Linked DNA regions of Homo sapiens: regions 2 and 3 are each linked to region 1. A link is a loop called in an ENCODE intact Hi-C map of the cell type or tissue named here. Cell type or tissue: mammary epithelial cell. All regions are shown on one strand.

What was found. A loop is a pair of places that touch in the nucleus more often than their neighbours do. Peaks named below come from ENCODE experiments on the same cell type or tissue, not always from the same donor. Only the 100,000 strongest peaks of a DNase experiment are listed, where the experiment ranks them.
Region 2: it touches region 1 in a loop (13-fold over the local background); 18 of 110 quality-filtered maps call a loop at or near these places.
Region 3: it touches region 1 in a loop (4-fold over the local background); 11 of 110 quality-filtered maps call a loop at or near these places.

What each region holds. Positions count from the first base shown.
Region 1 is chr6:82,266,761-82,274,760 of GRCh38, forward strand. It overlaps LOC105377874 (a long non-coding RNA gene), which reads left to right and starts at 4,678. Exons shown (of 3, transcript XR_942737.3): 1 at 4,678-4,997; 2 at 5,200-5,310; 3 at 5,457-5,930. In mammary epithelial cell, a CTCF peak has its summit at 4,218 (motif pointing right); no DNase peak of the experiment used is centred here.
Region 2 is chr6:82,586,420-82,594,419 of GRCh38, forward strand. No RefSeq gene overlaps it. Among named protein-coding and RNA genes, the nearest start is that of TPBG, 230 kb to the left of the region's middle. In mammary epithelial cell, CTCF peaks have their summits at 1,829 and 3,548 (motif pointing left); a DNase peak (open chromatin) is centred at 3,562.
Region 3 is chr6:82,360,188-82,368,187 of GRCh38, forward strand. It overlaps TPBG (trophoblast glycoprotein), which reads left to right and starts at 3,630. Exons shown (of 2, transcript NM_001376922.1): 1 at 3,630-3,721; 2 at 4,436-7,233. The coding sequence starts at 4,775. The coding sequence ends at 6,037. It overlaps LOC105377875 (a long non-coding RNA gene), which reads right to left and starts at 3,470. Exons shown (of 3, transcript XR_942738.4): 1 at 3,425-3,470. RefSeq lists enhancers at 3,063-3,576, 3,577-4,088, 4,240-5,142, 5,143-6,044 and a silencer at 5,111-5,190. In mammary epithelial cell, CTCF peaks have their summits at 3,455 (motif pointing right) and 5,403; DNase peaks (open chromatin) are centred at 3,464, 4,044 and 5,444; H3K4me3 peaks cover 4,013 bases; H3K27ac peaks cover 3,857 bases.

The sequences.
Region 1 (8,000 bases):
TTTTGGTAGAGATGGCATTTCACCATGTTGGCCAGGCTGGTCTGGAACTCCTTTTTTCTTTTTCTTTTTCTTTTTCTTTTTCTTTTTTTTTTTTTTGAGACAGAGTCTTGCTCTGTTGCCCAAGCTGGAGTGCAGTGGTGCAATCTCGACTCACTGCAACCTCCACCTCCTTGGTTCAAGTGATTCTCCTGCCTCAGCCTCCCTAGTAGCTGAGAGGCTACCATGTGCCATCATGCCTGGCTAATTTTCGTATTTTTAGTAGAGATGGATTTTCATCATGTTGACCACGCTGGTCTTGAACTTCTGACCTAAGGTGATCCTCCCGCCTCGGCCTCCCAAAGTGCTGGGATTACAGATGTGAGCCACCGTGCCTGGCCATATTTTAAATTTTCTATAACTAGTATTTTATATGTATAAATGTCTTTATACGTAAATATAAAAAGATAAATATATATGTATAGAACTAGCTATATACTTCTCTATTTATTTATATATATCCCATTAGAGTACAAGTCTTATTTATCATTGAAATACTTCCTCCACTATACCAGGACCCTCAGTGCTGAGGGTGGCTACATTCTGAGTAGAGAACATCTTTGATTTTTTAGTCTACAGTCGCAGCTGCTGCATTTTTCTTTGATGTCTTGTGACCCATTTGTCACTGCTAGTCCTCTGCTGTTCTGCCATTGACACTATATAAGGTTATGGAATCTTCTGGTCCAGCTCCTATTCAAGCCTTTACATACATCTTCCCTCAGAGGACTATCTGCTACTATCTGCTAGCAGTCTAGTTTCTCCCCACTACCTATGTTAAGCTCAGACAGTTCAATCAGATTCCCCATACCACAGCCCTAGTGCCCAGTTTGTCAGCAGCACTAACATTTCCACACTGAGTTTTCTCCTTGTAGAGGTGTGATGTCCAAGCAGGCTCATGTCTCTTTCCTGATGGAACCCATAATATCTGTCCTTGCCAGTTCCTGTCAATGTACCTCTCACCCCTGTCCCTAACACACAGGAATTATTCTGCCCCTATTGTTGAACATATAGTTATATTGCTTCTACAGACCTGAATTCTAAACCATAAAGATACAAATATCTATTTATGCTCATCCCTATTAGTCACTGTCTCTTTAGTAGCTGAAGCATAAAAAATTTCTTTAAAAATAAGAAGAACTCTAATATGAGAGGTCATTAGTCCCTTAGAGCTCTCGGCAGCATTTGAGTTTATCTTATAAGATGGAATGTCCTTTCGTCTCTTAATTATATCCATAAAACTAATGAAACTTTAATAAGAAATCTAGATTCCATTAATAGGTTTTGGACATCACAGACATATTTGCTTGTTTGTTTTTAAGTGGGGCAGAGAATAAACCCCAACCTCCAACATCTATGCCTGCTCTATCTGCACGACATTGACAAGAGCAGAGGCCAAACGTGAGCGGACAGATTCCAAGAGGAGGGTCCTCTCATGTAGAGCTACTCTCGTGTCTTACTGTTGGGTCTCATTATGCTACTTAAGAGCAACACAAAATAGTCTTACAGGTTACTAGAAAGCCAGAATAAATAAAAGGAAGGCTTATTAAAAAAACCATATTCCCAGGAAAACTCTGGGTTAATGCCTACTCAGAAAGGAAAGAAAGAGAGATGCCAAAACAGATTATGTATTACTTTAATTGAATCTCTGTATATGATTTGATTAAGGTTTTTTGCCATACTTAAGACAAGACAGTGTATTCATCATGACTTTACATCGTATTATGTTCTGGTTATGTAATTATAAAATAATTAAATTGCCTTCATAAAATTATATGAAAATTCAATGATTACATTTTAGAAATGGACCACTTAAGCCTGTTCAGTTTCTAACCCATAATAAACTTGGCACCCCTAGAGAGCACTGGAAGTGAGACATAAAGTAAGCATTACTTGGCATTCTTCCACAAAAATTCCTGCTGTGGAAGATTGCCCCCTTCAAATAACATCAAGTACTAAACTAGTATTTAATTTAAAACTCTTTAATCAACAAAGATCCCAACAACCGCTAAAACTTCACTGCATGCCAATTTTAACTACCAATTATGAAATCACTGCTAATGCAGTCAATAAAATAGGAGACTTTGAATTGGGGATGAGGGAAGGGTACTGAAACATAGAGATTAGGAGATCACTATCTCGTTTCTTAAAGAAAAATTCTGCAGTAATTTAGCTGAAATTAAGATCAGAGGTGTTGGCCGGGCGTGGTGGCTCACACCTGTAATCCCAACACTTTGCGAGGCTGAGGCAGGTGGATCACAAGGTCAGGAGTTCCAGACCAGCCTGACCAACATGGTGAAACTCCATCTCTACTAAACATACAAAAATTAGCCAGGTGTGGGGCGGGCACCTGTAATCCCAGCTACTCGGGAGGGTGAGGCAGGAGAATCGCTTGAACTCGGGAGGTGGTGATTGCAGAGAGCTGACATTGTGCCACTGAACTCCAGCTTGGGCAATAGAACAAGACTCTGTCTCAAAAAAAAAAAAAAAAAAAAAGAGGTGTGAGTTCTTTTTAACTAAAACTGCTTTAGGCAGGTACATCTCACTCAGTTACTCTTATTTTAATTAACATGGTGAAAGTATAGTGTCCTAAAATCTACCATCCTGAAAAATTAAGTTTATTTTTGTTTCTTTCTTTTTTTTTTTTTTTTGAGACCAAATCTTGCTCTGTCGCCCAGGCTGGAGTGCAGTGGCGCAATCTCAGCTCACTGCAACCTCCGCCTCCCGAGTTCAACTCTCAGGCCTCAGCCTCTGGAGTAGCTGGGACTATAGGTGCCTACCACCACATCTGGCTAACTTTTTGTATTTTTAGTAGAGACAGGGGTTTCACCATGTTGGCCAGGCTGCCCTCAAACTCCTTACCTCGAGTGATCCACCTGCCTTGGCCTCCCAAAGTGCTAGGATTACAGGCATGAGCCACCATGCCCAGCCTTTCCTATCTTTATGGTGAAAAGATCAAGACAAAAGAAACCCTTTCATAACTAAGCATCAGGCAACCATGAGAAGATCAATGTATTGAAGAGAAACTTCCAAGTGATGGGTGGTATTGGGAAATTAGAGATTTGGCCCTTGAATCAGTAGATATAGGATATCTCAGCAGGCATCAAGTGAGGTTTGAAAGTCATTCATTTAATTACCTCCTATCATTCAAAGCATTTTAGACTTGCCCAGCATGTTTTACATTTCAATTCACTTTCACATCTATTAGTTTAGCCGCAAGATCATGACAATGCACAACAGGAAGAGGTCCTGAGAAAGTCAAGTCCTCCGAGTAAATTTGGTAGGAATCTACCTCTATCACCAGCTGGGAAGTAGGCAATGATTGACACATGCAGATTTGATCAGTCTTTCAGTGCCTGTACAGGAGGAGACCCCCCTAGGGAAGGCAGAAGTACTTTGGAAACAGAGCAGCCGGTGAGTGGGATCAGAATGGAGACCTGATCTTAGAAGTATCTCACAGTCAAAGCAAAGCCAGTCTCAAGTTAGAGATCAGCCTTTAAAAGGACAAGCTGATTCTGGGAAACATGAATCACTTAAGTTAGACAGCAGTTTCTGATTTGGTGATGGTTTTTTAAATTTTTGTTTCTTTCCATATATATAGGGGTTGTTTATTCATTCTGAACTTTGCTAACAGTGGGCCAACTTCTAAAACTTGGTTATGGTTCTCATAGGTGTATATTTTTAATATGCATAATTGAAGACATCTTTGTTTTTTCATGTCCATATATTTAAAATTTGAGAAATATAAATTCAAGTGAGAAGAGTTGGAAGAGGGGAGCAATATTATGGTTTAGATGACATGATCATTTCCATTTTCTTAGCTTATTAACATATTTTCCTATACCTCGCAGAATCAAGGTTTTATTTTAGTGTGACAGACAGAACCGGGATAGCAAGAAAAAGTCCAAAGTTAAAATACCACTGCAGCAGTTCCTCTGGATACTGAAAGAGTTTTCATGTTTTTGGCTCTCCACAAAGCAGATTAAAGCTTAAAACTTTCAGTGAAAACAAAAGAGACCCCAGGATTGAATTATCCCCATAGAAGGTTAAACAAAAAAACCCAAAAGCCCAAAAACTAGAATTAAACCTGGAGATTCCAAAGCAGACCCCAGTAGAAGGATTTTGTTTTCTCTGTGCAATCAATAAATGATACAGAGCTTTTTTAGGTATCTGTCGCTAGATGGCACTATATAAACACCTTCATTTTCACTTTTCACATCTTCCCTTAGTAGTCAGAAAGGAGGCAAAATATCAGGTAAGGCAATCCTTTTAGTCTTCTTGAAATTGCTGCTGTTTATTAATTTAACTAAATCTTTAATTATAAACCTAAACACCTTGTAACAGATTTGCCAATACCTTAATCCTCTATCAGCAAGTACGGTTCCATTGACAGGAGATTGGCTCGAAGGCAGCTTTGGGTTTGTTATTTGACAGATAGGAAACTGAATAATAAGAAGGCAAGAAAATTGATAGTATGTGAAAGAGAAGACAGGAAAAAGAAATACATTTATGAGAAAATGTATAATCTTGAATTTTCTTTGGTTTCCATTAAACTGCCGGTGCCTCAGAAGATTGTCAGTTTAACGTTCTATCAGTAGTACCATAATTTATTCTTTTGTTATACCATGAGGATTGAAGACGAAAAGGCCCATGCTAGCAGGAGGCACAAGAAGAGATTATATATGCAAATAATTCTGTAGCTCTTGTACCAGGAGAGGGTTTGTCTTGTAATATTTCTTTGAAGACACACATAGAAATCTTTGATTGGTCTACAAAAAGCAAAATTGTGAGGCTAAAAAGAAGAGGGAGAAAGAGAAAGAATATTTGAAAAGAGTATGCAAAGCTATGATAAAAAGTCGGAAGATGGATGACAACTGCAGCATCTTTTTTTTTTTTTTTGAGAGCTAAGAATAGTGGGGATGAGGGGGTGGGTAAGGCATGCAAAGCAATTTGGAGAAGCAAGGGTAAGTGTGTTCAAGCCTGGGGAATTGAGGACATCTGGTCATATCCAGACAAAATGTTTAATCTGTGTAACTGGCAGTGGGCAGGGGTAACCCAGCTAGCCTGCCTTCCAAGTCAGGTCGGCTGCTCCTCGACTCTGCTTCTCAGGAGTGGTGGGCTGTGTTCCATGGATCTGAGGTGCCATGTGCTGCTTTCTGCCCCCAGGAAAGAAGCAGACACCGAGGGAGAATTTTAAAGACTTCAAAGAGCCCGAGTGGACTACCACATCCCTGTAGCTGGCAGTCCTATAGCTGGCGGTCCTACTTGTCCAGTAAGGTTAGGGAGGAATGGAGAGGCGGAGGAGTTGGAATATGTGGGTAGGGGTGGGGTTGGGAATGAGTGAAGTGGAAGAGGGCTGGCTAAATGAGCTCTCCTCTTCCAGCACACATTCAGTAAACTTTCTCCCTTCCTCTGTATTTCAGCTTCCAAACATTGGCTCCTCTCTGAAAAGGTCACCCTGCTTTTCAGACAGAATTTGTGACTCTCGGCAGCTGGGAATACTTTGGAACTGAAGAGAACCTATTAGGAGAGAGAAAAAACAGAGTCATGATTAAGCAAAAAAAAAATGGAGAAAAGATTCACCTCTAAATTTTATTTAATGACAACAAAAACACACAACATTTCTCTTTGATTCATAACGTTAATAAATTCTACTTATCGTTTGCAATAATTCCAAGGTGTTCTAAAGACATCTTTATATTAGAAAAGAGTTCCATATTAGTTTGAATTACTTCAGGAAAGAAATGCCCTATTCCACCACTACAAGTTATGGGGAAATCTATAGCAGAACATTTTGTACTCTCACTAATGAAGAAAGAACCCAGTAAGGATTGCTGTATTTTGGAGATTAGGGAATTGTGTTCACACTCACAATAAAATGTTAAGCTACTACGTCAGAGAAGGCTTGGTTCATTTATTTTGACACCAGTATTTGAAATAATTTAGTTTCCTTGGTAAATGATCTGTAGACTCTTCCAAGTGTTGTTAGCTAAAATATTATTAATGTGAATTCATTCAACACACTTCATAATTTTGCTGAGAAATGAGACGTGAAAACTGCATGTTATGGTCCCAAGAGGTGAAGGAGGGGAGCAGAGAGAGAAGCAAGGATGAACAGTGTGAGTGAATTTATGGGAGTTTAGAATGAGAGACTGGGAGGCACCAGCAATAGAAAAACGAGATCATGAAATTTGAATTTTGCTATTGTAGGAGTGGAAAGATGTGATACCTTTCCTCGCTCATCATAAAGGTCACAGCCGACACTTAATACTCCTAACAAAAAGGCAGGTTAACAAAAGAAAAGCATAACATATTTTTAAAATCAAAGTTTTACATGACACAAGAGTCTTCAGAAGTGAAGACCCAAAGACCAAGGGAAAACTGCTTAGGTTCTATAAAGAATGAACAGCTGTACAGATAGGTAACTGGACAAAGGGGTATAACCCAATGGTAACAGATGAAGGTGGAAAGCTCAGCAAGGCCTGTCCAGCTTCATCTTGGCCTCACTGTGTAGTGAAACTTCCTCCCTGCCAACGGGGCAGGACCCCTTCTGAAATGAGGATCTTCAAGGAAGAAGGAGAAGAGAGACAGTAACCTTTCTAGGTGTTATGGCTTGCTTTGAGGGAGAAGGGTTCTAGTTTTTATGACTTACCTTGAAGAAGAAGAATTCTGGTTTCTATGACTCACTTCAGGGGAGAGACAAGGACAAGAGAAAGGAGGGTAGGAGACAGTCAGAGAGAGGCTTTTCTTCTGAGGCTACTTCTGAAGCCTTGCAATCTCCTTTAGTTTTATGTACTCAGCATGCCAAAGCACCATACTTTGGGGTATTGTGTTCTGAGCCCCAACACTATCAATTATCATTCAGTTTCAGCTTGAAAAATGAACTCTGTGGTGAATAAGCACACTGGAGTAGTCCCTGAAGTGTCTACATTCTGCTCAACTAAACTGTTAGCACTGTGAAGAAGGCTTTTGGAAAACAAAATTTTGATATATTGACTCTAATTAAAAAAATATATAGCCACAGTCCAACTAACTCCAAATGAGCACATTATTGCAGAGTCCCTGGGAAATATTTTGTGGAAGTAAAATTTTGAGGGAGAGGCCTGGTGCGGTAGCTCACGCCTGTAATCCTAGCACTTTGGGAGGCTGAGGCAGGTGGATCGTGAGGTCAGGCATTCGAGACCAGCCTGGCCAACATAGTGAAGCCCTGTCTCTACTAAAAATACAAAAAATTAGCTGGGTGTGGGTGTGGGCACCTGTAATCCCAGCTACTTGGGAGGTTGAGGCAGGAGAATCACTTGAATCTGGGAGGTGGAGGTTGTAGTGAGCCGAGATTGCGCCACTGCACTCCAGCCTGGGCGACAGTGCAAGACTCCGTCTCAAAAAAAAAAAAAAAAAAAAAAAAAAAAATTCAGGGAGAAAAAGTCAAGAAAGCTTGGAATGAGTCACTCTATCCCACAATTTCAACAATTCTCTCCAGAGCCCGAGGTGCCAGGTGTGTTTTTGGCTTTGCTTCTGTGCAGGAGCTCTTGCTTCTCCATCTGAGCACCTTCTTTCTCATCCTTTCTGTAATTCTCCTTTGTTCACCTACATTGTTATTCCATGAAGTCATCCCTGGATCCTCTAAGGCACCCCTGCTTCCAGGCCAGAATAATAACATCCTCTGACTCCCACTGTCCTTTATCTGAATTGCTTTCAGTTTGTTCTATAACTTACTTTATAATAATTTGTATATATAGCTTAATCTTCATTGAAATATAAGCTCCTCGCAGGCAGTGACTTTGTCAGAATTATCTTTTCAGGTAACAGACACCCAAATATATTTAAATCACTTAATCTTCATACAGCTCTAGGAGTAATGTTCCACGTGAACTGTGGGCACATTACTAGGATTTTCCCCATCACCCAATGTAATCTAGTTCACATGTGCTAAAAGCATTCACTTGATGAATGTTTCCAATGTCTTT
Region 2 (8,000 bases), 320 kb after region 1:
TTCACTGATGAGGCAGTTGAGACTTTGAGAGATTAAATAACTTCAAGCCCCATGGCTTATAAGAGGTGGAATTAAAATTCAAACCTTGTTCCAACTGACCCCAAAGTCTCAATTTTTAATAACTTTGCTATATTCCCATCATACTAATCTTCATGATTAAATTACTTAGCAACCAAAAGTGGTGTTAAAATCCAATTGCAATTATGTATGGAAAGGAAGAAGACATCAAGAAGCTAACTTTATTGCAGGTATAGAAAATGCCCCAAATTAAGGCAGCTTTTTAATTAAGAGAGTCAAAACTACGCTCAGCTGAAAGGTGGAAAGTCAACATTAGGAGAAAATATGAGTGATTTTTTGAATAGAACAGAAACAGTATGAATACAATAGACTTTTATGTTGAATGTATTCAAGATATTACTTTTTCACATGCCCCCTAAATTATTTTAAAATATATATAATGCTTTTAAAATAAAATTTAAATCTGTAAAGGGTGTCTTAAAATATATTGCATTGGGTTGAACATTATAGTAGGTAAATTCTAAGTTTCCAACTCAAAAGTTCAATGATTCTCTAAATGATTGGTGAAAACATAAATGAATTGAACAGCATTGTTTTGTGCATATCTTGTATGAGATCAGTTTCACATTTCTCACGAAAGCTTTTTAAAACTTCCCTACTCTTTATTGGTCTCCTGTAATCACTCAATTCCTTCCTCTTACCAGGTAACTTTCATTCATACTCAGATGAACAGATAATTTTTCATCCAAGCTAGGAGGACATTCTTGATCCTGAAAAGGAACCCTTAAATAACTGAAATTATATGTTGTTTTGGAAAACATGTTATTATCAATTTTTTTATTATATGGGTAGATTTATAAATGGTTCTATTCAAAAGTTATTTTCAAAATTAAAATTCTTCATGAAAATAAAAATGACATCTGTGTATATCTGAAGAAAATATTTCAAAACTTTGTTATATTGATTATCTCAACATTTAAAATAATATTAGGAGAATAACCAGTTTCTGAGCTATAGCTGTTTGAAATATCAGATTGTTAGAATTTTTTCTAAAAAAAAGAATCAATGTCTTTATAATTTCCTTTTCATGAAATTTCCAGAAATCTTCTTCAAAATGTATACAAATTTATGAATTACATATTTAAAATTGTTGACACTTTCAATGGACCCTTCTCTGTAAATCATAACAGTTTTCATCAAATAAGTTTATGATTTTTTAAATGTTTCCTTTGATTTAAATGCTGTAAAATTTTAGTTCTCAATTTTATTCCATTCTGGCAAAGAATATATACTCATCACTAGGAGATGATTCTCCATGGGTTTCTCACATTCTTTTTTTTTTTTTCTCTTTGAGATGGAGTCTCGCTCTGTCACCCAGGCTGGAGTGCAGTGGCGTGATCTCGGCTCACTGCAAGCTCCGCCTCCCAGGTTCACACCATTCTCCTGCCTCAGCCTCCCTAGCAGCTGGGACTACAGGTGCCCGCCACCACGCCCGGCTAATTTTTTGTATTTTTTTTAGTAGAGATGAGGTTTCACCGTGTTAGCCAGGATGGTCTCGATCTCCTGACCTCGTGATCCACCCGCCTCGGCCTCCCAAAGGCTGGGATTACAGGCGTGAGCCACTGCTCCCGGCCTCTCACATTCTTGAGTATCTTCAGAGTTACACCTGAATGTCCTTTGTGTTCCATACTACCTTTCCAAGGATGTTTGTATAGGAAACAGCCTTGAAAGATAGAACTAATATCTCCCTCTAGAGCAAAAGACAAGTTGGTTTACATTCTTAGAAGATAAAGTGTCTCCCTCTGCAGCAAAGTCCAGGCATACTTCCTGCTCATTTAAAAAAGATTCAGGTTCCCTAAGGTCAAAGTTTCTCTCCTATAATCCAACTCACTGTGTATGCAGGTGTCATCTGGGGCTCTCCACACCAGATATGAGAATTGGGGTTCAGATAATCAGTGCAAAAAATGCTAGTGCTATACTCTGGCTATTGCTATTGCTCTGAGTAATGAACTGTCTTTCATCTCTAACCCAGGAGACTCATATCTTCTACCACCACCACCAAACTCTGGCAGGCTAACATAGTAGATTGAAAATTGGGTAAAACCAAGCTGGGTATGGTGGGTTACACCTATAAACTTTGGGAGGCTGAGTTGGGAAGACTGCTTGAGCCCAGGAGTTCAAGACCAGACTGGGCAATAAAGTGAAACCTCACCTCTGCAAAAAATTAAAAATTAGCTGAGTGTGGTGGTGCACATCTGTAGCCCCAGCTACTGCAGAGGCTAAGGTGGGAGGATGGCTTGAGCCTGGGACGCAGAGGCTGTAGTGAGGCAAGAGCATGCTACTGCACTGTAGCCTGGGTGGCAGAGCAGAACCCTATCAAAAGAAAAAGAAAGAAGGGAAGGGAGGGAAAGGGGAGGGGAGGGGAGGGGAGGGGAGGGGAGAAAAAAGAAAGACGAAGGAAGGAAGGAAAAAGAAAGAAGGAAGAAAGAAAAGAAGGAAGGAAAAGAAAGAAAGAAAAGAGAGAAAGAAAAAAGAAAAGAAAAGGAAGGAACAAAGGAAGAAAGGAGGGAAGGAGAGGGAGAGAGAGAAAGAAAGAGAAAAAAGAAAGAATGAAAGAAAGAAAAAAGAAAAGGAAGGAAGGAGAGAGAAAGAAGAAGGAAGGAAAAGAAAGAAAAAAGAAAAGGAAGGAAGGAGAGAGAAAGAAGGAAGGAAAAGAAAGAAAAAAGAAAAGAAAAGGAAGAAACAGAAAGAAAAGAGGGAAGGAGAGAGAAAGAAAGAAGAAGGAAGGAAAAGAAAGAAAGAAAAAAGAAAAGGAAGAAACAGAAAGAAAGGAGGGAAGGAGAGGGACAGAGAGAGAAAGAAAGAAAAAAGAATGAATGAAAGAGAAAAGAAAAGGAAGGAAGGAGAAAGAAGAAAGAAAGAAAGAGAGAAAAGGAAGGAAGGAAGTAAGGAAGGAAAAAATCAGGTAAAACCTTAGATTTGTCACAGTTCTTACCAATTTTTATGATAAGGATAGCATGCTGATAGAGCCATGATTTTGTGGAAGAGAGGGGAGGACCTTTTGGACCAACTGAAGGACTTTCATGATATGCTGACCAAATGTATTTGGTCAATAAGTGGTCCTCCACCTTAATGCCTGTTAATGAGGAAAAATTAAGGATATGTTTGCAGAATGAGTACTGGGAAATTAATTCAGAGACAAGTGACTGCCCAAAAGGTGCAGAGGTTGTTCTACCAGTAGGTGAACTTTCTTACCAGTTGGGCTGTCAGCCTTAAGTCCTCTACATTGTGACAACTAGTCCTAAGATTCATCCTGATATGAAGGTTCTGTCCCTTTCAGATGACAGACATAAGCATCGACGTGGAGTGTGAAAGGAGGCAAATATGCAATCACTGTGGCAGAAAACCAGGCTGTTAGTGCTTCCGCTGGGTCACCGGGGAGTTGAGGGTGTCAGATGCATAATGCTTGCTAAGGATGAATGACTAAAGGTGGAATATCTTTTATGTCTCAGCCCCCTCTGCAGGCCATCAAGTCAATCTTAGATCCATTCAAATGGCAGGAAAAAGACTGAGTTTTTTCAGTGGGTCTTGGCTGCTATGAGAGACCTTTGACCTTCTTGGGGAGATTTCCTTGAGAAAGACAAACTTCAAGAGAAAACCACGGATGAGTCATTGACTAGTATTCAGGCTCTTTCTGCCCTAAATTGGTTTTACAGTGCTGATGAATCAATGGAGAATGAGAAATTAACCCAAAGGACTCTAGATATATTCTCATGATCAGCCTCATTCCTCTGGAAAACTCTGCCACTCCTTATGTTAAAACTGGACATATGTTTTATGTCTTTATGTTAAGAGATGTTATAAAAATAGGGCAGAAATTGACCCAGATTAAAGTGTACCTCTTTTTAAAAATTTGTTTGTGTGTGAGTTAAGCGCAAATCTACAAAGGGTGCAAATCTGACCGTCCCATTCAAAAAACAATGTGGCTGTAGTGTCAAGGGATCCCCAGAGCCAAAATAGTGTCACTAATAATGATCTTGCTACTCAACATGGGGCTTGGATTGGGATAAGGGCAAAAAAATTTGGAAGTTTTTCTGGTTGAGCTACTAGCAGCTGCTGTGCTGTTTGAAACCAAATGTAAATGTAAAACCTTGTTCAATGTCATATTGCTGCTCTCTCCCACTATATTCTGTCATCCCCTCCCTCCCCCAGACCCCTATCTCAGCTGTTTTAAGGAGAAAAATGGTTAGGGACTAGGCCAAGTCTCCCTGTTGCAAAGGGCAAGCCAAAAGCCGTACAGACCAGTTTGAATATCCTGGGGAATTTCAGGGTGGGAGGGATTATAACTTGTATGATTATCTTGGCAATAGACAATCAAATCACTATCTTACTTGAAAGTGGGGAAGGAAAAGGCACTTAGATTCAGTTAATGGGGTTTGGGCTGGGTACACGGTGAGAAAGAAAATACTTCATGGCACCTTAAGGAACTTTGGGCCAATTGAATGTACTGTTACTATTGCTTCTACATCTGCATGTATAGTAAGAATTGAGGTGTTATATGCTTGTAATTTCCTATCCCATAAATACTAGAGGGAGTCTCCCAAGTGGGAAAAGCAACATGTAGAGAAGTGCTAAAGGGAACTGTGAAGTTCTCCTCAAATCATCTCCCTGTCCCCTTCCAGGTCCAACAGAAATAGTATAGTATCCCAGGAGGCAAAAGGGAAATCACAGCTTTGAAGCCTTATTCTAAAGGCAGCAGGGGTAGTAAGAGGTGCAATAGCTCAAAATAATAACTCTGTATGGCCAGTGTAAAAGGCCAATGGAGGCTTGAGGCTTATTGAATTCAGCTGTTGTTCTCAAATCCCTGGCTGTATATAGACCTTATAACTGTAATGGCATTTACTGTACATCTACTGTACATGACACTTGATATAATGTCTTAGACATTGCCAGCACCTTGTTTTCTGGCCCACTGGCTTGCAATATTCCCCCTGGGGTACCTAAACTCCCCTACCATTTACCACCAGTGGGTGTGTCAGGATTAGTACAAATGCCTCTACCCTCTGATAGCCAAAGCTTTCGCTATATAGACCATATTATTTAGTTGACAAGTGAGAAGATCCAGTTTTAAACACTCTACCTGCAGTGTTATCATACTTGTGCTGGCAGAGGTGGCTGATGAACCTTAAAAAAATTCAGGGATCTGCTAGGTGAATAAGGCTTCTTGGGATTATGTAGGCAGAATCAGAATGTTCAATGCCTCTGACAGCCAAGGAAAAACTGCTGCCTCTGGCCTCCAACCACCAAAAAGGAGAACAACACCTTAATTCAATACTTTGGTATTGGAGACAGTATATGCTCACTTGGGCATTCTACTTGGATGTTTATATCAGCGTCCTTGAGTCTGGGCCCACACCAATAGGTGGCATTGGAAGCGGTCTAGCAAGCTATGGCTGGCTCTCAACCTTTGGGCCCTATACTCCTGATAACCCTTTTGAACTTCGTATCTCTGAGACTGATGATTTTTTTCAAGTGAAGCCTCTGGCAAAGAGAGACAGTCACCACCCAAAGGTATCCCTCGTGACTTTAAACTTGTTTCCTCCTTGAAATGGCTACCAAGAACACCCCAGCTTGTTCCTGAGCCCTCGTTAAAACTGAATGCCTGGCCATGGAGACCTTGTGACTTTCTAGGGCCTCATATTTTCATTTTGAAGTGGATCAACTTATATTCAGCAAAAAGATGGGAGGGGCCTAACAAGCATTGATTGTCACATGGAAATGGTATATTGAAGACCATATCTGGCACAGTTTAAGTGACATCTCAACATTACATGAAAAAATGGCAGCTCTTTGCTTGGGAGAAACTTTATTCTCCACTCTGTCACCTGAAGGAAACTGCAGGCTCAATGGGTCTCTCCATGCACTGAGGTTCACCAAAGTGCCTGGGCCTAGTTCGCTAATGGTTTGGCTGAGCTGAAACCTAACAGTGTCCACTGGAATCAACAGCTTTTCAACCCCCGCACCAGCTATGGAAAGCTAAAAATGGGCATGGTTATGCCACTCAGTAGGTAGAACCCAGGCCATTCTCATAGCTTGAACCAGTACCTCTTTTGATGAATTTTGTTATATTTTTGCTAATTCTTGGGTTGTTGGCAACAGCCTGGCTATTTGGTCTGCCATTTGAAAAAACTACAGACTGGCCAATTAAAGACAACTCTAAATTTTTTATTCCAGTTAGATTGGCAATTGTGATATTACCATTTATTATTCATCATTTTCCCATTAAATTCATCCCTCACTCATAAAACATAAAATTCTCATATACTCTGAGATTTATTTTTGAGTTTCAAACTATTTGTCTCTCCCTATACCCATACTGATTATGTTGAATACCTGGTAAGGAAATTTCCCCTACACTCTTCATTCATTTCACACGTTTCCTGGCTATTTTGGGGCATTTTTCTTTTATGTATGCTAAGACTATTATATCCAATGCCCAAAATATCTTGTTACTACAATTTTATTAAAATTATGTATTAATTTTGGATGATAGAGATATTAAATAATAATCTTTCAATTTGAGATTTTTTCTATTTGTTTAAATCTTCTTCGTATATTTTCTAAGACTATAGTTTTCATATCAATCCCATGCTTTTCTTATCAAAGTTTTGTCAATTTTAAAAATTATTTTATTTGTGTATATGTGTTTATGTTTCTGCATCTGACTGTAGTGAGCAAAATACTTTCCCCCCTTTCCATTTCTAGGTTTTGTATTGCAAGAGTAGAGGAAATCAATTTTGCTCACCTTTTGTCCAGCTACCTTACCAAATTTCTGTATTAACTTTAGTAGCATTTTCCTAGATGTTCTTTGGTTTTCAAGAAATGCAATCTGAAATATGTTGATTTATCCCTGTTTTTCAACATTAACATTTCTTTCATTTTCTGCTTTTATTACAGTTTTGAGCGCTTCAAAAATGTTGAAAAGTAACAATGATATGAATCTCTGGTTAGGTGCAAAAACCATATAGCATAGTGGCTAAGAGTACAATTTGTGGAGCACAACTGCATAGCTTTGAATCACAAATTTACCACTTGCTATTGGGCAAGTTATTCAACTTCGCTGTCCTTCAGTGTTCCAATCTGCAATGTGGGGATTATCGTACTGTATGATATTATGTATTATTTTTGTGAAGATTTACATATGTAAAGTACCTAGAACCATGCTCACACATAGTAAACACTAAAAAAGTGCTAGTTATTTATTTTTATTCTTGATTTCATTGGAAAGTTTTCATGATTTAGAATTAGTTTTCTGTTTAGAATGGTATTTACTATGGGTATACAGTAAAACATGTTAGGACATTTAAGTAGGTTTTTTTCCAATTTTACTAACTTTTTATTAGGAAAAATTGCTTTATTTTATCAAATGCCTCTTCAGCACTGTTTATATCATGATCTTTTCCTCTTAAACTTGTTTATACTGATATTGAATTGCCTTTGAATTCCTGAGTTACTTTTGTGATAATATATTATTCTTTTGATATATTCTACTTGCCAATATTTTATTTATAATTTTGCCTATATTAATAAATGAGTTTCATTTTATTTGGTAACTATATTGGTACCTGATAAAGTTTTGTTATTTCGTGAGATTTATAAAATAAATGAGAATGATTTCTAGCTTCTTCTATGGCTTGACATAGTTTAAATAATCTGGAATAACTTTCCTTTAAAGGTTATATAAAACTTGGCTGAGAACTCATCTGGCCCTGGTGTGTATTTGAATGGTACATCTTTATTCACCTTTTCAATCTTGTCTTCGGTAATTGTTCTATTCAAGGATCCTACATCTTCTTAGGTCAAATTTGGTATTTTATCTTTTGCTAGAAAATCATCCATCTCCTCTAGGTCTCCAAGTTCATTGTCAAAATAGATGCAGTCTTGTATAATTCTTTTCAATCTCTTCTATATTCATACTTACA
Region 3 (8,000 bases), 93 kb after region 1:
TCAAGTTGATGGTTTTAGTTTTAAGTGTTGGTTCATGGTTTTTTGACATATGTGCTTGTTGTTCACCAACACTTGACTTTGTTTTAGTTACTTTTCAGATCTGACAGTTTTCACGTGTATTCAATTCCTTTGCTAATTTGAGACAGAGATCAAAATGAACTAGTCTTAAATAATCTTGGTGTTTGTCCATGCTGGACCACGCGGCTTCTCTCTGCTAGTTACCATAAGGGTGGTCATAACCACTCATCATTCTTTTTATACCTATTTATTCCTTGCCTAATCAGGATTTAGAAGCAATATTTCAATAATTTACTACTGACTTTCCTTTGGGTCATTAGAAGAAAAATGGTCCCTGTAGAAACAATCTTGTAAATAAATGATAGTGTAGAAACGTTTCCTGCAGGCTACAAAGTGACCTCTTGAAATACACTAAATTGGTTCTTATCTGTCGGGACATTCAGATCCTTCCTTTATTTCACTTTGGAATAGAAGAATAAATTGGGAAAAATGTGCTCTGCAATCCTCTGCCCTGCCTTAGAGTATGTAAATAGCATCATGCACAAAAAATTTTCAAGCTGTCAGGAGTAAAGTAAGTATGATAATTTGGGATAATTAAATGCTTAAGACAATCAAAATAGAACTGATCCTAGTAAGCTTTTCTCACTTGGAGGAAACTTCTTTAAAAAGTATTTACTGATCTAAATGTCTTTCAATAAGGCTGTTAAATAAATTGTGGTACAACAATCTACAGTTTGAAATATTTCAGTCTTTAAAAAAGGAGAAGCATACCTATATGTATGCACACAGAAAAATAGATGGTTGTTTTTAAAAAAGAAAAAATGCGAATAATTCATATACTATGATCCCATTCACATAAAAAATAGCAGAAACAATTGAAATATTTATAAAGAGAGAGGGCATTGACTGGAAAGATACACACACCAAACCGTACTCAATTCTGCATTGAGAGCTTTTGCTTCCGTGTCTATGTCTTTCGTTTACCAGATTATCAACTGCTGTATTGCCAGATCAAATACAGGATACTCAATTAAAGTTGAATTTCAACTATAAGCAACAAAATTTTGGGTGCATTTCCCAAATATTGCATGGGACACACTTAAAAGGTATTCATTGTTTTGTTCATTAAAAGGTATTCATTGTTTTGCCAGATTTGTTAAATCTGGCAACTCTACCTTAAAGAGACTTTAAATTATTTATCCTTGTATTCCTATTACTAACATAGTTACAGAGATATAGTGGATTACAATAAATAACATGAGGGGGGTAATTTAGGAGAGAACTATCAAAACAGATGATTTTGCTAAGTATGTGACATATTTATCTCAATTTTCATGGAAATATCTTCAAATTTCATTAGTGGTCCTATTATAGAAGACACACAGCAGGCAAGTGTCAGAGCTAGAAATGACCCTAAATTTCTGGGTCCCTATTCAGCAGCCATAAGCAATTGCCAGCTGCAGGAAGGTGGAGGCAGAAGAAGTAAAAAGGGAACAAGAGGTGAGGTTTACGTTCTGCCTAAGTGGAACAGAGTAGAACTTTGCACAAACTCCTTAATCTTGCCTAGAGGCAGAATGTGGGATGTACTATATGGGAGGCAGGCAAATCTGGGCCTGGTTCCCACCTCCATCACTCATTTGAACAAGTTATGTAATTTATTTTTGCGTCAATTTTCTTGTCTGTAAAACTGGAGTGAGAGGACCTAACTTGAGTACCGAAGTGAAGAGTCAATGAGATAATATCTGTGATCAGCACAGTGCTTGGCAAGTGGAAGACACTCAGTCAAGCTAACTTAAAGCCCCAGTTTTTTCATTTGTACAACAGAACAACAACAATAATAGCAACAAGCAATAATACTAACAATATTTATCTTGCCTCTGAGTTGTCTTGAAAATCAGATGAGTATATATATTATGTTTCTAAATTCTAAAGTGTATCTCACTCTCCTAACAAAGCAGTTGGTCTTCAGATCAGGACCAGAGTTAATACCATGCCAGAGCATTATTACAGGTTTTTTCCAATGAGTAATTAATTTTATTTTTAAACTTATCATACAGTAAAATTGACTCTTTTGGTTTACAAAGTTCTATGAGTTATAACACGTTGTATAGGTTTATGTAACCACCACCACAATCCGGATACAGAACATGACTACAGCTTTAGAGATTCTTTTTCAAAGTGTTTTACATTCATGTTGCAAAACACTTTTAAAAATAAGAAAAGAGATGTAGATAAACGTGCTGAAGATGCAAATTAATGAAACCAGCTTTTGTGCACAAATCTCTGCAGTTTCCAGTGTTTTCAGCTTTTGTCTGAGCCATTTTTGCTGTCGGCTTTGCAGACTATCTCTTTCTATAAAAGTAATCAGGCGTCCGTTGGAGAGTTGGGGTCTTTCTTCACACTAAAGGCACATGTCCCAGGCACAAGCCTCAGGATCCTTATTTGATCTTTTTTAATACGACCAGGTCTTAAATTTCCGAACCATGTTTTCCCTAATTGCCATTTTCTCTCTAAAATGAAGAAGCCTGGAAGAACCTTCTTATCCCTTCGGGGAAATTATTTAATTGGGACAAAGGGGATGTGGAGTTACAGAGAGCAACGATAGGGCTTTCAGAACCCAAAACCTGTCTGGTATAATAACAGATCCTTCCGGTAACCAACCATTCAATTTGTCCCTCTCCCCAACCCCATCCTCTCCATCACCATCTGCCAGATGCCCCCTGGGACAATCGACTTTGAAACCAAACTTCTCTCCCAGGTCAGCTCCTGCAATCCCCACTCCTCATCCTTGGAGCTTTCTCCACAGAAGTGACTTGACACACCGCGCTACATCTGGGGAGGGGGGCGGGTCCGCTTTCCGGGAGACTCAAGTCTTTGCTATTTGCCTTTTGTTTCTGGGATGCCTTTGGCTGCCTTTCTCTTCCATCTGCTTTTAATTTTGGTAAGAGAAAAGCTAATGAATCAGGAATGAATCTCCTCTCCACTAATCTTTTTTTTTTCTTTCTCTCTCTCTCTCTCTTAAAGTTGGCGCGCTCTCTTCACAAGTTCCATCACTACCCAAGAAGTGAGGGGGCGGGGGGGACAGGCGGGAAGGCATTAATTACACCTAAATCTGAAGTTTGCGGCCTCAAGTACCACTTTGATGGGGAGAGCTTCTGAAGCTTCCATACAACCTGCCGTGCCTTTGCTGCTGCCGCAGTAGATTTTCAGCTCATTTCTTTCTGCTGCTGCTTCGCGCTGCTCTGTCATGCCTAAATCTATCTCGTCACTGCCAAAGGTGCCTGAATCAGGGTGAATTCCACGAGATTCACCAGCGGTTTTGCTCCAGTCCAAGGTAAATACAGTATGCAAAATGAGGAACCACCCAAGGATGTCGGGGAGGGGGGAGAGAAAGGGATTCCCTCACCTTTTCCGGCACATTCCTCGTTAATTTCCACCAGGAGGAGGCGCGCAGCCCAGCTCCCCTAGTCTCTCTTCTTAAATCCCCCTACCTACGGCTGCCGAGGTTGGCCGCGCGTCGGGAATCTCCCCGACAGTCCTGGCCCTCCCCCGCCCCCCGGGTTGGTTTTTCCCAGCTGCGGAGGTTGGGAGGTTGGGCCAGGGGCTGGGGTGCGAAGAGAGTCGGCGCCCGCAACGCGGAGCCGGGAAGTCGTCGCTACTCTGGTGGAACTCAGAGTTGGTTCTGGAGGCGGCGGACGCGGAGGTGAGCAGTGGGAGCCCGCGGCCTGGGAGAGACCCGGGAGGCGTCGTTGGGGCCCCTCCCCATCCTCGGGTGGAGAGTAGGGTTGGTTCGGGTTGCCACTGTACCCCGAGTCCCACTGCTGCTTTGTTCCCAGACTCTCCCCTCCTCTTTGGAGATGACTTGAACCCCTTTGAGATCCGAGGGGCTGGCGGGGCGCGGGCTGGGGGGCGACAGTTGTAGCTCCACTTCCTGCTAATGCGAGAAGGTACAAAAAGAGATCAAAAAGTCCTGTAACCTGAAACTTCCCTCGCATCCTAACCGGGACCTGGTGGAGAGGTCTGGGCGGGGGCGGAGACACCCGGAGGCCGACCTTCCGCCGAGGCGGTGCAGGAAGGAACGGGAGAGGGAGAAGTTTGGTAGGGAAGGAATTGGGGATTAAGCGGTAAGTTAGACGCGGGAGACGAGTCTCCTCGGGAAAGGCGGAGGGCGGGAGGCCGGTCGGGTTTATTTAGTGTGGGCCAGGGAAGAAGGAAGACTTTGCGGTCTGGGTGTCGGATGCGCGTCCCCCTCCGGAGTAAAAGTGACCGGAGGGGTTGGGGAGGCGAGGCCGGGGCGGGCTTTTGGAAGGAGGTCTCTGGGACAGACTGGAGACGACTAGACTCGAAAAGGCCGGTTTTTGCACTCCGGAAGCCGCGGCAGCCACCGCTGTTCACGCCTCTCTCCTGCTTGTCCCAGGTCCCTCAGAGGATCCAGCGAGGGGCGCCAACAAGAGGCGAAGAGGTGGCACCAGGGCGGCGGCAGGAAGAGGAGCGGGAGCAGGAGCGCGGAGCGGAGCGTCCCGACCCGCCGTGCGTACTTTCTGGAGGGAAGGGGCGGGGGAATCGGCCCCTGAGGGAAGCGCCCGGTGGCGAGGGGGTTAGCCAAGTTCCGGCTGCGGCGCCACTCCCTCGGTTCCACGAGAGGAAAGTTTTTTTTTTCCAGACGCTTCCGCCGGCTCGCGCCCTCCGGGCCCAGCCTCCCGAGCCTTCGGAGCGGGCGCCGTCCCAGCCCAGCTCCGGGGAAACGCGAGCCGCGATGCCTGGGGGGTGCTCCCGGGGCCCCGCCGCCGGGGACGGGCGTCTGCGGCTGGCGCGACTAGCGCTGGTACTCCTGGGCTGGGTCTCCTCGTCTTCTCCCACCTCCTCGGCATCCTCCTTCTCCTCCTCGGCGCCGTTCCTGGCTTCCGCCGTGTCCGCCCAGCCCCCGCTGCCGGACCAGTGCCCCGCGCTGTGCGAGTGCTCCGAGGCAGCGCGCACAGTCAAGTGCGTTAACCGCAATCTGACCGAGGTGCCCACGGACCTGCCCGCCTACGTGCGCAACCTCTTCCTTACCGGCAACCAGCTGGCCGTGCTCCCTGCCGGCGCCTTCGCCCGCCGGCCGCCGCTGGCGGAGCTGGCCGCGCTCAACCTCAGCGGCAGCCGCCTGGACGAGGTGCGCGCGGGCGCCTTCGAGCATCTGCCCAGCCTGCGCCAGCTCGACCTCAGCCACAACCCACTGGCCGACCTCAGTCCCTTCGCTTTCTCGGGCAGCAATGCCAGCGTCTCGGCCCCCAGTCCCCTTGTGGAACTGATCCTGAACCACATCGTGCCCCCTGAAGATGAGCGGCAGAACCGGAGCTTCGAGGGCATGGTGGTGGCGGCCCTGCTGGCGGGCCGTGCACTGCAGGGGCTCCGCCGCTTGGAGCTGGCCAGCAACCACTTCCTTTACCTGCCGCGGGATGTGCTGGCCCAACTGCCCAGCCTCAGGCACCTGGACTTAAGTAATAATTCGCTGGTGAGCCTGACCTACGTGTCCTTCCGCAACCTGACACATCTAGAAAGCCTCCACCTGGAGGACAATGCCCTCAAGGTCCTTCACAATGGCACCCTGGCTGAGTTGCAAGGTCTACCCCACATTAGGGTTTTCCTGGACAACAATCCCTGGGTCTGCGACTGCCACATGGCAGACATGGTGACCTGGCTCAAGGAAACAGAGGTAGTGCAGGGCAAAGACCGGCTCACCTGTGCATATCCGGAAAAAATGAGGAATCGGGTCCTCTTGGAACTCAACAGTGCTGACCTGGACTGTGACCCGATTCTTCCCCCATCCCTGCAAACCTCTTATGTCTTCCTGGGTATTGTTTTAGCCCTGATAGGCGCTATTTTCCTCCTGGTTTTGTATTTGAACCGCAAGGGGATAAAAAAGTGGATGCATAACATCAGAGATGCCTGCAGGGATCACATGGAAGGGTATCATTACAGATATGAAATCAATGCGGACCCCAGATTAACGAACCTCAGTTCTAACTCGGATGTCTGAGAAATATTAGAGGACAGACCAAGGACAACTCTGCATGAGATGTAGACTTAAGCTTTATCCCTACTAGGCTTGCTCCACTTTCATCCTCCACTATAGATACAACGGACTTTGACTAAAAGCAGTGAAGGGGATTTGCTTCCTTGTTATGTAAAGTTTCTCGGTGTGTTCTGTTAATGTAAGACGATGAACAGTTGTGTATAGTGTTTTACCCTCTTCTTTTTCTTGGAACTCCTCAACACGTATGGAGGGATTTTTCAGGTTTCAGCATGAACATGGGCTTCTTGCTGTCTGTCTCTCTCTCAGTACAGTTCAAGGTGTAGCAAGTGTACCCACACAGATAGCATTCAACAAAAGCTGCCTCAACTTTTTCGAGAAAAATACTTTATTCATAAATATCAGTTTTATTCTCATGTACCTAAGTTGTGGAGAAAATAATTGCATCCTATAAACTGCCTGCAGACGTTAGCAGGCTCTTCAAAATAACTCCATGGTGCACAGGAGCACCTGCATCCAAGAGCATGCTTACATTTTACTGTTCTGCATATTACAAAAAATAACTTGCAACTTCATAACTTCTTTGACAAAGTAAATTACTTTTTTGATTGCAGTTTATATGAAAATGTACTGATTTTTTTTTAATAAACTGCATCGAGATCCAACCGACTGAATTGTTAAAAAAAAAAAAAATAAAGATTCTTAAAAGAATTACAGTGTGTGCAAGTTTGCTTTGAAAAAAGGATGAAGGGCAGGAGTATTCAATGGTCTTGGTTCCGATGATAATTATTACTTAACATAGCTGAGAATCAAACTGTAGCAATGTCTAATATAAATAGACTTGGGAGATCGTTTTGAAATGGTGGATCCTTTTAGTATTTAAATGGAGAGTTTGAGTATTCATGTGACTGTATGGTCCCAAAGTTAATGCTATTTATGAAACAGTTTTGTAAGAACATAATGAAGTTGGTAAAAGCTAAGCGTTCTGCACAATAAACAGTTCCCAGTTTGGGGCTTTTTCAAGGCTAATGAAGTTATTGTTGGTCTAGAAAAATAGTATTTACTTAATAAAACTCTGTTTGAAATTGTTCTGTGGATTTTTAGAGCAGAATTTGAAACAAATGTAATGCAAATAAATATAAAGATAAAGTGTCTTAAAGACAATATTCTGAAATAAAAGATATAAAATATAATTTAAAAAATATTTCTCAATGTCTTAATGTAAATTGAAACTTAGATTTTCTTGAGGATATTTTCAAAAAAACATTTAAAGTGGAACATAAATGTTCTTTAGTTTATCAGAGACCCAGCTAATATGTTTAAAAAGTTGACTTGACATGGTTGAATATGAACTTGAGGAAATAACCACAGATAAATGTCTACATCTGTAAACACGTGTCTCAAGTATTTATAGGTTCTTATCTTCAGTTCAGTGTTTAAGAATTTGAGGATATTTTGATTTTAGCTAAGCTGTTCATAATGTAAGTATATACACCTTTGTGAAGAATAAATCACATTTAGGTGTAAATACAGGCAATCATTAATTGATACATCCATAATATACAAGGCTTTTATTATTTTTTCAGTTTATTATCTGTCATTTAATCTGAAAAGTAAATTCCATTAATCAGTCTTCAGGCTCTTTTATCAAGTGATTTAAATGTAGCCATTATTGCTTAACTGAAAGTATTAGGTAAACTTGCATCAGTAAGTCTTAGGGCTTGCTTTTCCTTTGAACTGGTTATGTCCTTCAGTGCTTTATGTTTGAAATAAAATCTACATTTTCATATTTTTATAAATAAAATAGGATCAGATAGTATTTTAGGTTCTAGAAATCTTTGCTGATTCCTTCTTTGAATTAAATTCAGAAATTTTCAAAGTAGGGCTAAAAATAAGTAAATCTTCCTTTTTATAGGTTAGAATATATAGTCAGAATACAAAGCTGTAATTCCTTAAATTCCATCAGGCT